Linked DNA regions of Homo sapiens: region 1 is linked to region 2. Evidence: read pairs that join two places in POLR2A ChIA-PET (ENCODE). Cell type or tissue: B cell. All regions are shown on one strand. Links, peaks and the distances in the headings refer to the core of each region. The heading gives the core; the rest is flanking DNA.

Region 1 (5,000 bases), core at 1-5,000, 200 kb after region 2:
AGAGCTTACTAGTGAGAGTAGACAATGGTCCCTTATCTGCATCATGATATGGCTTTGTAGACTATAATCTCATGAAGTGACCACAACAATCAAAATCCCCTACAGCTTTCTTTGTAATAAACGAATCTTCAAAAAACTAGCCACATAGTATAGAGAGTATTGGTTGAGAGTATGGGCTCTGGAATCAGACTACTCAACATTGTATCCTTCCTCCAACACTGACTAGCTGAGCAACTTTGGGCAAATTACTCTTTACAACCCTTCACCTGTAAATGGGGATACTAACCTCATATCATGTTGTTATAAGGATTAAATATATTTGTATGTGGAAAGGTGTTTGGAATAAACACCATTTACTACTGTGACGAGATTAAGTACAGGTGATGGTTCTTGAACAGAGGGCAGAATCCCAGGGCAAATTAGAAAGGTGTATAACTTAATGATATATCAGTTAAGTATGGCCAATGTGCAAACTGTCAGTGGGTGTACTGCCAGTTGAGGAAACCTTAGAGGATGTGCCTTAGCTTCAAAATTTCTGACATGAAGATAAAAAGCTGGAACTGTATCTGAACTTTTTGTGTGTGTATGTGTGAAGCAAAAGCTAAAAGGCACCAATTTAAAAACTGAATTTATCTTCTTAGAAGTATCTGCTGCTCAATAATTTTTGAAAATAATTTTTTCTTACATGAAATGAAATTAGGAAAAAAAAAAAAAAAAGTAAAGACAGGTTAGCTGTATTTCCTTCCTAAACTGAAGAGGTCCACAAGGAGAAGGATCACAGGGTTAAAGTGTGAATGCAATTGAATATTTCTCTATTTGGTGGAAAATGTTTTTGTGAATATATATTCAAGGAGCACATTTGGTGAAAGGCAGGAAAAACCGGGTTTGAAGTAATCAAGGTCAAAATGACAGGCTTTATCATCAAGCTCTGTTTGCTGTATCAATCTGAGAAATCTATTGTTTATGCAAAGGTAAAAAAGTCCAGTTTTTCTACATATTGCCAGCACAATGAAAAGGCTTGAGTAGTGGTATAACTTTTTTGGGAAACGGTTTTTAATTGCTCTATTTTATACTGGCACTTATATATTTGGGGATTTGGAGGGTCATTGAAATATATTCCTTACAAATAAATGGCAAATGGATTACTGTGGTCATCCTGGGAGATAATATACTCGCTATATCTGATTGATGTTCAAAACATTTTCAAAACCATTCTAAATCACTTGAGTCATGAGAAGACTAATCTCTGTACTTGACAGTGGTCTAATTTGTAGCCCTAAACCAGAAGATAATGTGGTTTAATTATAGTATTCATCGTTGTTTCTAAGTTAGTTTGGGCTTAAAAAAAAGTTTGGCTTTTCTAGGGATAATGGTAGCCATACATAATTTTAAGTACCTCTAGGGTACACAGAAAGAGCTGTAAGGGATTCTCAGGCATAATTAAGAGAAAGAAAACCTACCAGAAGCAGGATTGAATAGACCATGGAAGAAGACATCTTATAAACAGGAGGAATTTAAAAGCAAGAAGGCTTAACATATTTAGACCACAGGAAAATTTAATTAGAAACTAATGTCTATTATCTCCCGCGATATATTAAAAACAGACAGACAAAACAAAACAAAAAGCCAATAGAGAATCTAGAAGTAGTGGAAAAAACTAAATTTCCTGACTGGAAAAAAGTAAATTCCCAATTGCTACCTAACCACTCTTCTTTCCTCCCAATCTCATCTGACGCTGATTTTCGGTAGAAAGAAAGAATTGATGAATTCAGGCTGGGCGCGGTGGCTCATGCCTGTAATCCCAGCACTTCAGGAGGCTGAGGCAGGTAGACTGCTTGAGCTCAGGAATTCAAGACCAGCCTGGGTAACGCGGTGAAACCCCATCTCTACAAAAATTTGTTGGGGCTACTTGAGGGGCTGAGGAGGGAAGGACTGCTTGAGCCCAGGAGGTGGAGGTTGCATCAAGATCGTGCCATTGCACTCAAAAAAAGAAAAGAAAAGAAAAGAAAAGAAAAGGAATAGATGAATTTATATGCTTGATGTTAAAATCTAAATCTCTAAATGTCTCTCTTTGTCCCAATCCTTAAATATGCCTTATTCTTAAAGGTAAACCTCATGTGCACTTTATGATCCTCTTATCTACCAAGATCAGTTTTTTGTCAAGATAGGGATAGTAAACATCTTATACAATAAATGGAACATAACATAATCTAATTCCTTGGTCTATCTTATAAAACCAGATTCAGTATATATTTTTTTACTTTTTGTAGAGACAGTGTCTAGCCATGTTGCCCAGGTTGGTCTGGAACTCGTGGCCTCAAGCAGTACTCCCATCTAGGCCTCCCAGAGTGTTGAGATTACAGGTGTAAGCCATCATGCCCGGCCAAAAAAAGTGACTTAAATAATTTGCTTTTATAGTACCTAGAAATGTACAGTGGGTATTGAAGAAAAATGTGTTGAATAAAAACTTGCAATAATTTGCCACTAGTTAAGTTCCTATCGCCTTAAAAAGTACACTAATTTTTATTACTGCCTCACTTATTTGTGCTTGCATCTTCTAAACAATTCACACTTTAGAGTGACTTTAGGCATATTCCTGTCTGGAATACTGACACTTTTAGATTAGAGAACAAGTTTATTCAAAAGGGTAGTAGTAGGAAGAATAATTTCAGCTTTCCTAAAATCTTAAGAATTATCAAACTCAATTATAACTCTGGTGACCGCTGAAGAAATACTGAAGAACTAACTATAGTCAAATCTGTCCAAGTTCAGGTAGAGCATCATAATTAACCTTGATTTTTCAGATACTACCAACCCTTAAAAACCATCAGTCCCATGAAAATACAAGTCAACATATGAAAGTATAATAATTTAACTAAATCTTGATTAGACACATGCACCAAACACACTGCTACGTGGTCAGAATAAGCACTGCTAATCCGTGACAATACATGACAATATGGAGGGCTTAGGTCATTACAGAAAAGGAGAAAGTAATACATGACAGCATGTGACAATTTGTGATAATACAGGGGCTTAGGTCATTACAGAGAGAAATTAACCGTGTATTGGATAAATGAAAGAATTTTAACTTACTACCCTGAATTTTCTTGGAGACATGACTGCCTTCATAAATTGAGATTTACAGACTTTAATATCAACATATGTAAACTGATAAGGACACAATTTACCTTCACTGCCACTAGCGATGAAGTCTTCATTATGGCCTCCAAAACATGAATGAATTGTATAAAACCCTTGTGTAACACCTTGATACTTTCTTACTAAAACTCTGTCTTGCAAGTCCCATAAATGAACTCCCTGCAGGCAAAGGAGAATACAGATATTTAATCTGCCTCAACTCAAACAAATTTTAAAAAGTATCTGTAAATATCCCTTTGCCTGATGAAATATCTTCATTTTCTATTATGCAAAATACCAACATTCTGACAAATTTATGGTTGATTATACACATTTAAGGATCAATCACATGCAATCAAATTTAAGGGTAAGTAGAAAATTTTGTTAATATAAATACACTGAAAATAACAGTTAAAATAAAACTTGTACTAAGCCAAATTTTTCAGAAAATTATACTAATAAACATACCTGAGTTGCTACATTTAACAAAGCTAATCGGCCATTTTTTGAAATAGTAAAAGACATAATAGGATGATCTTCTTGTACTCTGGAACCAGAAAATAATTTGTCAAAAACAACATATTAACAGTCAAGACATTCAAATTATCAATACATAAGATGTGCTAGCTTAAGTATGACAATTTTGCCTGCAATCACTATTACATACTATACTTCAATTGAGAAGAATCTGAGTTACTGATTACTAAGTACCATGTGACCTTCAATCCAAATTACCACGCAAACCAAAACGAAAAACATAAAAACTGTGAAAAGGCAAGTTCCACTACACATTTGAATATAAATCAGGTAATTGTTGTTTAATGGAAACAAAAAATAGTTACATGTTCCTATCTGTAAGGTCCTCGAAGTTATAGCCCCGAATTCGCTGGTGTGTATCTGATGCCAGAACAGTCTTTCCATCACTCAAGCACCAAAGGCATTGCACTCTTACCCCTTCCCAGGAGTCAAGGAGATTACCATCTAAGTCCTGAGTAAGAAAAAACTACTATTAACTTCATTACTCAACAGCACTCAGAAAGCAAATAAAGAACCAAAAGACTCCCTTCACAATATCTTTTAGTAACAGGTTTTTTTTTTTTCCTGAGACTGATCTCAACCTAATTGTTCTAGAAGTGTTTTTAACCATGAAAATTTGAATATAGTTCAAATTTCATTACAACCATACTTAAGGGAAAGCAGAGAGACACTTTGTAGCTCTATCTTCCCTTCAATAACTCACCATGCATAAATAACACAAAGAAAGAAACAGTCCCTAAGTTCCAAGTAAGGTCTTACTTTTATTCAAAAACAATTTAAACGTTCCTTTAAAATTCACTATACTGGAATTTGTCCTAATATTTAGGAGTTGTGAAATGGAAAAAGATTCTAAAACATTTTACAGCTTCATACAGACTGGAGGAATCTGTTAATGACATTTTTCAAAAATTTACCAAATTTGTAATGTGCTCTACAGATCAAAGCTCTTATAGTCATTATCTCATTGAATATCCAAAGTTCTGAGAGGAACAACCCTTCCCATTTTATAAGTTAGATAATCCTGTATCTTGATGGCTTAACACAGTATAGGACAGCAAACTCAGCAGAAACATACATGATCATCTTGCACGCAGGGAATTAAGAACAATTCATAACCATATTGAGATAATATAACACCAAAATCCATGTGTTCCAAACGAGCTTAATAAAAGAAACTGATAACCTGTTTTAGCTAAATTAAATGATTTATTATCTTGTTTTAGTTTAAAAAATTGATCTGGGGTCGGGTGTGGTAGCTCATGCCTATAATCCCAGCACGTTGGGAGGCCAAGGCGGGAGGATCATTTGAGCCCAGAAGTTTG
Region 2 (6,475 bases), core at 711-5,710:
TAGTAAAAGACTTGGACTGGAAATGGGTCATATTTGGGGCCTATGCGTTTGGCAGTTGCATTAACCACTCAATGACTCTGGCTATTCATGAGATTGCCCACAATGCTGCCTTTGGCAACTGCAAAGCAATGTGGAATCGCTGGTTTGGAATGTTTGCTAATCTTCCTATTGGGATTCCATATTCAATTTCCTTTAAGAGGTATCACATGGATCATCATCGGTACCTTGGAGCTGATGGCGTCGATGTAGATATTCCTACCGATTTTGAGGGCTGGTTCTTCTGTACCGCTTTCAGAAAGTTTATATGGGTTATTCTTCAGCCTCTCTTTTATGCCTTTCGACCTCTGTTCATCAACCCCAAACCAATTACGTATCTGGAAGTTATCAATACCGTGGCACAGGTCACTTTTGACATTTTAATTTATTACTTTTTGGGAATTAAATCCTTAGTCTACATGTTGGCAGCATCTTTACTTGGCCTGGGTTTGCACCCAATTTCTGGACATTTTATAGCTGAGCATTACATGTTCTTAAAGGGTCATGAAACTTACTCATATTATGGGCCTCTGAATTTACTTACCTTCAATGTGGGTTATCATAATGAACATCATGATTTCCCCAACATTCCTGGAAAAAGTCTTCCACTGGTAAGTAAAGGATTTGATACATATTCTAATTTTGTTTTTTCATTTGTTTGTTTTTTGAGACGGTGTCTCACTCAGTCGCCCAGGCTGGCGGGCAGTGGCACGATCTCGGCTCACTGTAACCTCCACCTCCCGGGTTCAAACGATTCTCATGCCTCAGTCTCCCAAGTAGTTGGGATTACAGGCGCATGCTACCACGCCCAGCTAATTTTTGTATTTTTAGTAGAGATGGGGTTTTGCCATGTTGGCCAGGCTAGTATTTTGTCAGTCCAAGCAGTTCATTAAAAAAAAAAAAAACAAAAAGAGCAAGAATATAAATACTGCATCTTCCAGCCTACTTTTACAAAGGGTTCACTCTTGGGTCCTTAAGCTTAGTGGTTACACTTAGGATTTATTTTTAATTTTATTTTTTAACTTTATGTTTTTTTAGAGACAGGGTCTTGCCCTGTCACCTAGTCTAGAGTGCAGTGGTACGATAGCTCACTGCAGCCTCAACTCCTGGGTCAAGCGATCCTCCCACCTCAGCCTCCTGAGTAGGCAGGATTATAGGCACGTGCCACCATGCCTGGCTAATTTTTTATTTTTTGTAGAGGCAGGGTCTTGCTGTGTTGCTCAGGCTGGTCTCAAACTCCTGGATTCAAGTGATCCTCCTGCCTCAGCCTCCCAAGTAGCTAGGACTACAGCCACATGCTATGACAGGCTGATTTTTTAAATAATTTCTTTTAATCCTCCAAATGGTTTGTTAAAATTTTTAACATTTTTAACATTTTTATAGAGCTGGAGTTTCCTGGATGGGTGCAGTGGCTCACACCTGTAATCCCAGCACTTTGGGAGGCCTAGGTGAGTGGATCATCTGAGGTCAGGAGTTCGAGACCAGCCTGGCCAACATAGTGAAAGCCTGTCTCTACTAAAAATACAAAAAACTTAGCTGGGCATGGTGGCGGGTACCTATAGTCCCAGCTACTCGGGAGGCTGAGGCGGGAGAATCGTTTGAACTCGGGCAGTGGAGGTTGCAGTGAGCCGAGATTGTGCCACTGCACTCCAGCCTGGGTGACAGAGCGAAACTCCGTCTCAAAAAAAAAAAAAGAGAGAGATGGGTTTCCCTGTGTTGCCCAGGCTGGTCTCAAATTCCTGGGCTCAAGTGATTCTCTTGCCTTCCAGAATGATGCTGGGATTATACATACGAACCACTGTGCCCATCCAGATAGTTTTTTAACTTGAGATGAAAAGACATTTTTAACTTGAGATGGCAGAATTGCACATTTGATAAGTGCTTTTTTTTTTTTTTTTTTTTTTTTGAGATGGAGTCTCTCTCTCACCCAGGCTGGAGTGCAGTGGCACAATCTCGGCTCACTGCAACCTCCGCCTCCCGAGTTCAAGCAATTCTCCTATCTCAGCCTCCTGAGTTGCTGGGACTACAGGCGCACGCCACCATGTCTGGCTAATTTTTTTGTATTTTTAGTAGAGATGGGGTTTCACCATATTGGTTAGGCTGGTCTCGAACTCCTGACCTCAGGTGATCCACCCGCCTCGGCTTCCCAAAGTCCTGGGATTACAGGTATGAGCCACCGCACCCAGCCAAGTGCTTAATTTCTATCTAATTAGCATGCCACAATTTATTAGTATTTGTAAGTTCCTGGATGGCAGGGATCAGATGTTGCCTTTATATTCTATGGCGTCATCCATGCAGTACATTCTTTAATAATATCAAGTTAATCTAATTGTATGTATTTGTTGTTAATTTTACAAATAAGCCAGATATTTAGTCCCTTGGAATGTGATGGGAGAGAGACCTAGAGGGTCGAGTGTATTCAACTGCTGCTGAAATGTAGACTGCTTTTTGTTTAGAATTCCCACAGCTGCTGCTGCTGCTGCTTTTTTTTTTTTTTAAGAGAGAGGAGGGAGGCAGGTCTCATGGTTTCCCTTCTCAGTGTTTGTGTCAACCATTCATCAGTCATCTTTGAAAGAACCTAGTAACACTCATTTTTCATCTTGCTGTATTTTTTCCCTTCTAGGTGAGGAAAATAGCAGCTGAATACTATGACAACCTCCCTCACTACAATTCCTGGATAAAAGTACTGTATGATTTTGTGATGGATGATACAATAAGTCCCTACTCAAGAATGAAGAGGCACCAAAAAGGAGAGATGGTGCTGGAGTAAATATCATTAGTGCCAAAGGGATTCTTCTCCAAAACTTTAGATGATAAAATGGAATTTTTGCATTATTAAACTTGAGACCAGTGATGCTCAGAAGCTCCCCTGGCACAATTTCAGAGTAAGAGCTCGGTGATACCAAGAAGTGAATCTGGCTTTTAAACAGTCAGCCTGACTCTGTACTGCTCAGTTTCACTCACAGGAAACTTGTGACTTGTGTATTATCGTCATTGAGGATGTTTCACTCATGTCTGTCATTTTATAAGCATATCATTTAAAAAGCTTCTAAAAAGCTATTTCGCCAGGCACGGTGGCTCATGCCTATAATCCCAGCACTTTGGGAGGCCAAGGTGGGTGGATCACCTGAGGTCAGGAGTTCGAGACCAGCCTGGCCAACACGGTGAAACCCCATCTCTACTAAAAATGCAAAAATTAGCCGGGCGTGGCGGCACATGCCTGTAATCCCAGCTACATGGGAGGCTGAGGTGGGAGAATTGCTTGAACCCAGGAGGCGGAGGCAGAGGCTGCAGTGACCCAAGATTGTGCCACTGCACTCCACCCTGGGCAACAGAGCAAGACCCCATCTCAAAAATAAATAAATATATATAAAAAATAAAAAGCTATTTCTAGTTTATTTCACTATAAAGTTTTGCTTTATTAAAAAGCTAATAAACAGCTATTAATCACAGTGTATTAGTATTTGTTACATTTTTGTATTTCACTATCTTTATACTATATAATATGGTAACTTGGGTACCGGGGGAACTTTAAAATTTCATCTCAAAAATAATTTTTAAAAAGCCTGAGGTATGATATAGCATAAAAGATTGAGATGAAAATATATTTCCCTGTAAGCTGAATTACTCATTTAAAAATTTTAACTTCTATATGGGACCCGAATTAGACACTGCTGAATCCTGTACAGCCTTACTCATAAATAAAGTACTTACTGAATTTCCACCATTCAAATTCATTTTTCAGGTGTGTTGACTCTCACATTAGAAACTGCTCAACTGATAAAGACTTTCATGTTATTTCACTGCAGTGGGAACTGGCTGTGGTCTGATGGTAGATCGTTGGTCTCAAGTAGCTGGTAGCATGGGCTGTTGTTATGTCAGCAGTCTTGCTTACCTCAAATATGTCACTTGGATACGTTTAGTGTAATATGGTGAATTATTTTAAAAATACATCAGCAGCTGGGTGTGGTGGTTCACACCTGTAATTCCATGCTTCGGAAAGCTGAGGCAGGAGGATCGCTTGAGACCAGGAGTTTGAGACCAGCCTGGGCAACATAGTGAGACCCCATCTTTTTTTATTTTTTATTTTTTGAAATGGAGTCTTGCTCTGTTGTCCAGGCTGGAGTGCAGTGGCGCAATCTTGCCTCACCACAACCTCTGCCTCCTGGGTTCAAGCGACTTTCCTGCCTCAGCTTCCTGAGTAACTGGGATCACAGGCGTGCACAGCCATGCCCAGCTAATTTTTTTTTTTTTTTTTTTTTTTTTGTATTTTTAGTAGAGACAGGTTTTCACTATGTTGGCCAGGCTGGTCTCAAACTCCTGATCTCAGGTGATCTGCCTGCCTTGGCCTCCCAAAGTTCTGGGATTACAGGCATGAGCCGCTGTGTCTGGCCCCCATCTTTTCAAAAAATAAGAGTGGTGTGGTGGTGTGCACCTGTAGTCCCAGCTACTTGGGAGGCTGAGATTGAGACTACAATGAGCCATGATCGCACTACTACGCTCCAGCTTGGGTGACAAACACCCTCTAAAAAAAAAAAAAAGTTGGCTACATTGCAGTTTCGTAAAGAATAAAACAACACCCAGAATGCTGAGGGCGGGGTGAGGAGTAGAATCCTCTGTGGGACTGCCAGGCCTGTCTCACAGACCTCATTTCATCCCCAAAATACTTTGCTTTCCCTTCCTGACCCCCTTGCCTAGGAAAATTCCTAGTATCTTCTAATCTGTTACTCAAAGAACAATCAAAGAGTGACAATAGAACCAAGTTTACAATTCAGATTTTACTCAGTCACTAAAGTATCTGCAAAACATACCCCTGGATTTGATGCTAGATCATAGAGATCATGTACTCCCATCAAGTCTATAGAACTCTGGCCAATGGCACCGGGCGTGGTGGCTGTAATACCAGTACTTTGGGAGGCTGAGGCAGGTGGATCACGAGGTTAGGAGTTCAAGACTAGCCTGACCAATATGGTGAAACCCTGTCTCTACTAAAAAAAATACAAAATTATCTGGGCATGGTGGCATGTGCCTGTAGTCCTGGCTACTCGGGAAGCTGAGGCAGGAGAATCGCTTGAACCCAGGAGGCAAAGGTTGCGTGAGCCGAGATCACGCCCTGCACTCCAGTCTGGGCGACAGAGCAAGACAACGTCTCCAAAAAAAAAAAAAAGGCCAGGCGCGGTGCCTCACGCCTGTAATCCCAGCACTTTGGGAGGCCGAGGTGGGCGGATCACGAGGTCAGGAGATCAAGACCATCCTGGCCAATACGGTGAAACCCCATCTCTAGTAAAAAATACAAAAAATTAGCCAGGCGTAGTGGCCGGCGCCTGTAGTCCCAGCTACTTGGGAGGCTGAGGCAGGAGAATGGCGGGAACCCAGGAGGCGGAGCTTGCAGTCAGCCGAGATCGAGCCACTGCACTCCAGCCGGGGCGACAAAGTGAGACTACGTCTCAAAAAAAAAAAACAACAACCAAAAGAACTTTAGCCAATGGCTGCAGCTGCCATGTAAATGCTGAAAACCTCCAAATCTATCACTTCAGACCTCTCACTACCTGCTGGATGCACAGAGTGGGTTGTCATCCCTCTCCAAAACTCCAGTCTCCACTTACATAACCACTTCTTTCCTGAATGGAAGTTTCAGTCTTCGTAGCAGGCATCCCGATTATTCTGGCTCCCATCTGCCAACTCGATCCATTCTTTAAGAGAGCTACCAATCTGGGCAGTAAGAAGGCTGGGCCCCATAACCTCTAAAGAATAACTCCAAACAAAATTATCCGGGCCTGGTGTTGTGTGCATCTGTGGTCCTAAGCTACTCAGGAGGCTGAGGTAGGAGTTTCGCTTCTTTTTTTCTTTTTTTTTTGAGATGGAGTCCTGCTCTGTCGCCCAGGCTGGAGTGCAGTGGCTCGATCTGGCTCACTGCAAGCTCCGCCTCCCGCGTTCACGCCATTCTCCTGCCTCAGCCTCCCGAGTAGCTGGGACTACAGGCGACCACCACCACGCCCGGCTAATTTGTATTTTTAGTAGAGACGGGGTTTCACCGTGTTAGCCAGGATGGTCTCAATCTCCTGACCTCGTGATCCGCCCGCCTTGGCCTCCCAAAGTGCTGGGATTACAGGCCTGAGCCACCGCCCACGGCTGGAGTTTCGCTTCTTGAACCCAGGAGGCGGAGGTTGCAGTGAACTGAAATTGCACGCCATTACACTCCAGCCTCGGTGACAGAGCGAGATCCCGTCTCAGACAGTCCTAAGAAATCACTCAGTAGCTTTGCATGAGTTCTCCCTTCTGTTGTAAACTCCTTTCTCCGTTTCTCTTCTGGTTCAAAGTTTCACACCTTCAAGGCTCACAGCAGCCTTCTGTTACCCACCCCCAGTCCCCAGCAGGTCAGGTGTCAATTTTTTTGACTTTGAGAACCAATGATTATCTCTTCATGGCCCTAATCATA

Evidence for each region. Peaks named below come from ENCODE experiments on the same cell type or tissue, not always from the same donor. Only the 100,000 strongest peaks of a DNase experiment are listed, where the experiment ranks them.
Region 1: POLR2A ChIA-PET joins it to region 2 with 5 read pairs; 3 of 35 experiments call an interaction of 5 or more read pairs at or near these places.

What each region holds. Positions count from the first base shown.
Region 1 is chr1:224,394,906-224,399,905 of GRCh38, forward strand. It overlaps WDR26 (WD repeat domain 26), which reads right to left. Exons shown (of 14, transcript NM_001379403.1): 10 at 3,984-4,129; 11 at 3,610-3,688; 12 at 3,192-3,321. It overlaps MIR4742 (microRNA 4742), which reads right to left and starts at 3,406; the gene lies at 3,322-3,406. In B cell, for the core only: no CTCF peak of the experiment used is centred there; no DNase peak of the experiment used is centred there.
Region 2 is chr1:224,189,673-224,196,147 of GRCh38, forward strand. It overlaps DEGS1 (delta 4-desaturase, sphingolipid 1), which reads left to right. Exons shown (of 3, transcript NM_003676.4): 2 at 1-647; 3 at 2,660-3,769. The coding sequence ends at 2,806. Among named protein-coding and RNA genes, the nearest start is that of DEGS1, 9.7 kb to the left of the region's middle. RefSeq lists a silencer at 2,887-2,956 and an enhancer at 6,250-6,319. In B cell, for the core only: no CTCF peak of the experiment used is centred there; a DNase peak (open chromatin) is centred at 2,999; H3K27ac peaks cover 1,227 bases.